Regions from separate parts of the Homo sapiens genome. Here region 1 is linked to region 2. A link is an interaction called in ENCODE POLR2A ChIA-PET data of the cell type or tissue named here. Cell type or tissue: GM12878. All regions are shown on one strand.

Region 1 (2,500 bases), 200 kb before region 2:
CAAATTTTGGATAATTTGTCACACAACAATAGATAACCAATACACTGTCTTTGGCCCATGTAGTAAAGGTCTGTTCTTCTCCAGGGAAAGGTGCCCTAGTCCTTGGTCTGGTCCATCTTGGGACTGCAGGGGCCACCCCAGGACCCAAAGGCCAAGGCACAGACCACATACACTGGGCCGGGCTGCCTGTGTGCTCACAGGCTGTTTATTTATCCAAGAGTAAGGAGGAGAGAGACAGGATGAAGAGAAAAACCAGACTCCCCACGGTGGCAGGGCTGAGGGGAAAAACAAACAGAAAATCTCCTCTTCTTTCTCTTGCTGCTGACCCCAGGGTACTCCAGCTTCAGATGGGACCTCTGGGGGTGGCTTAGGGGCCTCGAGGAGGCCCGGCAGCTCAGCTGTTGGCTGGGGTCAGGATCCGCACAGGGGCAGGTCCCAGACTCGGAATGGCTTCTGTGTACACAAAATATCTCTCTGCAAAAGGCACTGGTGGAGGGGGGCAGCAGGAAGGCCACCCCATCACAGGCAGAGTCCACTCTGTCCTGCGTCTGGGTCCTGGGCCCCAAGACCAATCCAGTCTCCCTCAGGGTTGGGGTTTCGGAGGCCCTTGTTCCTCTCCTCTCCCTTCCCTCAGCCCAGGGGTGAGCAGGCAGTCGGTGGAGGCCCAGCTCAGGCCATGTCATGGACACCCCTCTTCAGGGCTAGTGCATCCGGCGACTTCTAGGCCAACAGCCCGAGGCGGGTGACTTTGGCCGACAGGAAGGAGTGGATGATGAAGACTATGGTTTTGGGACACGAGTGCAGGTCCAGCTGCTGGAGGGTGGATGGAGAGAAGAGTCAGGGCCCTGGCCAGCCTGGCCTCCGAGAGTGCACACCCCCTCCTCCCCAGGGTGCAGAGGCAGCCCCTCACTCACGATCTCGCCTTCAGCACCTCCAAAATCCAGGAAAAGGAGACTGGCACCGTCATCTGAAGACATCTGCAGCTTCTCGAAGGGCTGTCGCAGGAGCACAGCTCGGGCTGCACCTGGCTCAGCCGCCCACAGTGTGAAGCCCTTGTCGATGTGCACAGACAGGCTGCAGGGACGCCCATTCCACGTGCAGGCTGCAGGGAGGGCACATAGGTACAGGCACAGCTGGCACCTCAGAGACTACACCCCAACCTCCAACCCCCACCGCAGCTTACAAAGTGGGGCCTGAATGCCTCCAGGGATGGGAGGCTCACTGTTTGTCGTGGCACCAGTACACCCACCCTGCAGAGAGTCATCACCCCCACCCTCAGAGGACCTACACCCACTTCCAGTCCCACTTCCAGCAGCACAAGTAGAAAGGGGGAGCTTAAAATGTGCCATGGACAGGAGGCTCACTGCTGATAAAGGCATCATCAGATCTACCAAGCACCGCCCTTGGAGACCTGCAGAGTTACCCGGCTAAATTTAAATTTCAGATAAACAATGACTAATTTGGGCATACTTCTGTGAAAAAAGTATTCATTGTTAACCTGAAATTCAAATGAGGCTGGGTGTCCTGTATTTATTTCCTCTGGCAACCCTACCCCAAGTGCCATCTCTCACATCCTCACCAGCAGATTGACAAAACTGGGGCAAGAAAACCCCAGGGAGAAGAGTCTCTGCCTGCTAGGGCACCTGCACATCCAAAACAGAGGGCCCAAACCCAACTTCCTTTTTTTTTTGGAGAAACAGTCTCACTCTGTTACCCAGGCTGGAGTGCAGTGGGCGCAATCTCGGCTCACCACAACCTCCATCTCCCGGGTTCAAGTGATTCTCGTGCCTCAGCTTCCTGCGTAGCTGGGACTACAGGCACCTAGTACCATGCCCGGCTAATTTTTGTATTATTATTTTTTTTTTTTGAGACAGTCTTGCTCTGTCGCCCAGGCTGGAGTGCAGTGGCACAATCTGGGCCCACTACAACCTCCACCTCCCAGATTCAAACAATTCTGCCTCAGCCTCCCGAGTAGCTAGGACTACAGGCGCCCACCACCATGCCCGGCTAATTTTTGTATTTTTAGTAGAGACAGGGTTTCACCATTTTGGCCAGGCTGGTCTCAAACTGCTGACCTCAAGTGATCCACCCGCCTCAGCCTCCCAAAGTGCTGCGATTACAGGCGTGAGCCACCGCACCTGGCCAATTTTTGTATTATTAGTAGAGACAGGGTTTTGCCATGTTTGCCAGACTGGTCTCAAACTTCTGACCTCAGGTGATCCACCCACCTTGACCTCCAAACCCCATTTTCTATCCCCTCCTGAAGTGCCCTAAAGAAGGAAGCTTGAATGCCCCTGGGGATAAGAGGCTTATTACCAGAGGGACACTCCCAGATCCTCCCAGCACACCTGTAGACACCTCCTGCACACCCTCGGCGGCCCGGTGACAGCCATCCACAAGCTGGCGGGTCCAGGCAGCCAGCTCCTGCGGTGACTCCACGCTGAACAGGTGAGTGTCCACACCGTGACGCGTGCCCGTGCGCAGGGCAAAAGAGAGCTCT
Region 2 (2,500 bases):
GAGAACTGCACATTTTTGTCAGGGGATTTGTAACTTGGGGGCATTGCTTTCTTGATTGACTTTATTATATCCCTTTCCCAAGTGTGGCCACTGCAAACTGAAGCATAAAAATGGTATTTGGAGATACTTTTCTACAAATACCATTGTGTCCCATCAATGCACAAAAATGTTCCTTGTTGCCAGGATCGTGAACACTCTTGTATGTATTGTCTTTATAGCTGTGCTCTCACAGAAGGAAAACTTGGACTTTACCTTCTTATTTGAGCCTTTGCTCCCCATTTTTTACACTTTAATTTGAATTCAGCAGTTATTGGAGAATGAATGGCTGGTACTTAAGTGAAAAGCTTAGAATTACTGTGAGGAACATAGCTCAATTTAAAGGTGATTATGGTAACCCTGGTCGTATTATTAACTAAGTATGTAACAAGTTCTCTTTGATAGGGAAAAATAACTTGTTAGATATATTAGAATATTACTCATTGGTATCAAGTCTGATTCCTGTTAGCTCAGACCTACCTAATTGCAGCATCATGAAGTTTATCTAATTTATCTTTCTGGAATTTTGTTGCCATTTAGTATTATCAAACAACTGCCTATTATTAATTGTTCCCATAGATGAAGTAGCCTCTGCTTCATGTAGACTCAGCTCTACTTTTCATCTTTTTGAACAATGTATAGCATGAATGACATTTACATGTTTGAGGTCAGAGAGGTTGACTCCCTCTTTTTTCCTACTTGATGTAGTTGATATGTATATATATAATTTAGTACATCATTATTAATGGTGATTTTTTTTTTTTTAAGACAGAGTCGCTCTGTCACCCAGGCTAGAGTGCAGTGGCATGATCTTGGCTCACTGCAACCTCCGCCTCCCAGGTTCAAGCGATTCTCTTGCCTCAGCCTCCTGAGTAACTGGGACTACAGGTGCCCACCACCACACCCAGCTAATTTTTATATTTTTAGTAGAGACAGGGTTTCACCATGTTGGCCAGGCTGATCTCAAACTCCTGACCTTAGGTGATCCACCCGCCTCAGCCTCCCAAAGTGCTAGGTTTACAGGCATGAGCCACCGTGCCCAGCCTATTAATATTGATTTATATATAACTGATTGATTTTCTTTTCATGTCTTGCAGTTGAGGCCTAAGTCTAGATAGTTCCCATGTTAGCTTTTTCACCCCTAATAATTTGATTCATTTATAAGGAGAAGTTAAAGAAAATGCATTTGAGGTAAGCTATATTTGTAACCTGGTTTCTTCCTTTCTCAGCCACTATCTAAAGACTGCTAACTTTCAGTTCACATCACCTCTTGACCTTGTTTCCTCATTTTAGTTCCTAGGGTTGAAGTAACAAAGTACCACTAACTGAGTGGCTTAAGACAATAGAAATTCATTCTCTCACAGTTCAGAAAGCCAGAGGCCCAAAATTGAGGTATCAGCAAGGTTGATTCCTTCCCGGGGTTTCAGAGGACAAATGTGTCCCCTTCTCCCTCCTGGCTTGCTGGTTGCTGGCACTCCTTGGCATTCCTCGGTGTATAGATGTGTCACTCTAGTCCCTGCCTCTGTCGCCACTTGGTGTGACTGTCCTCTCTTTGGCTTCCCTCTGTGTATGTCTCTGTGTCTGTGTCTCATCCCTTCTTTAAGGACACCATTCAGATTGGATTTAGAGCCCACCCAGACAATCTAGGATGATCTCATCCTCTCAAGATTTTTAACTTAATGATATCTTCAAAGACCCTTTTGCCAAATCAGGTAACATTCACAGTTCCAGATGTTGGGATGTGGACATATCTTTTAGGGGGTCACTATTCAGCCTATTATACCAAGCAGTCCTCTAGGGAAGTATGTTGGTATTTCAAATTGTTGTCTGTTTTTGCAAACTTTTAGAAAACCCTAACCTCCATTTCTCTGATTCTCTGCAGTTGGTCCTGAGAAAAGGGTGCCAGCGATGCCTGGATCGCCTGTGGAAGTGAAGATACAGTCCAGATCCTCACCTCCCACCATGCCACCCCTCCCACCAATAAATCCTGGAGGACCGAGGCCAGTGTCCTTCACTCCTACTGCATGTGAGACCTCTTAGTTACTTATGTTTGTAGTTCAGAGTGACATTTGGATCTAAGTGACTGACTTGTATGAAGCGTTCCACATATATTATTCAGTGTTTTCAAAGTACTATTGAAAATATAGACACAGATATATATTTCTGGTTGTTTCTTTTATAAATTACTTTTACCCTCTGAGAATAATACTTAGCTTATTTGGATATTTAGTTGTTTAAATATTTTGTTTTCATATTCTTTGGCTGGTAACTATTTTTATTTCTTTGACTCTAACAATAATGAATTTAAATTATTATATTGCCTTATGGGATTCCAAGTAAGTTTTCTAAAATTATAGAATTCTAAAAATGTTCCAGTGCTGTCATGGTAAGACTTTTTACAAAAGAGAATATTGTTGTATTTGTTTACTAGGGCTGCCATAATGAAATACCACAGACTGGATGG

Evidence for each region. ChIA-PET counts read pairs that join two places held together with the same protein. Peaks named below come from ENCODE experiments on the same cell type or tissue, not always from the same donor. Only the 100,000 strongest peaks of a DNase experiment are listed, where the experiment ranks them.
Region 1: POLR2A ChIA-PET joins it to region 2 with 6 read pairs; 4 of 35 experiments call an interaction of 5 or more read pairs at or near these places.

Annotation. Positions count from the first base shown.
Region 1 is chr20:33,407,787-33,410,286 of GRCh38, forward strand. It overlaps SNTA1 (syntrophin alpha 1), which reads right to left. Exons shown (of 8, transcript NM_003098.3): 6 at 2,349-2,500; 7 at 915-1,102; 8 at 171-813. The coding sequence ends at 721. LOC124904889 (a long non-coding RNA gene) reads left to right here. Exons shown (of 2, transcript XR_007067567.1): 2 at 2,267-2,500. Among named protein-coding and RNA genes, the nearest start is that of CDK5RAP1, 7.5 kb to the left of the region's middle. In GM12878, no CTCF peak of the experiment used is centred here; a DNase peak (open chromatin) is centred at 1,525.
Region 2 is chr20:33,605,038-33,607,537 of GRCh38, forward strand. CBFA2T2 (CBFA2/RUNX1 partner transcriptional co-repressor 2) reads left to right here. Exons shown (of 11, transcript NM_001032999.3): 2 at 1,919-2,062. Among named protein-coding and RNA genes, the nearest start is that of C20orf144, 56 kb to the right of the region's middle. RefSeq lists a silencer at 1,572-1,621. In GM12878, no CTCF peak of the experiment used is centred here; a DNase peak (open chromatin) is centred at 1,294; H3K4me3 peaks cover 504 bases; H3K27ac peaks cover 1,069 bases.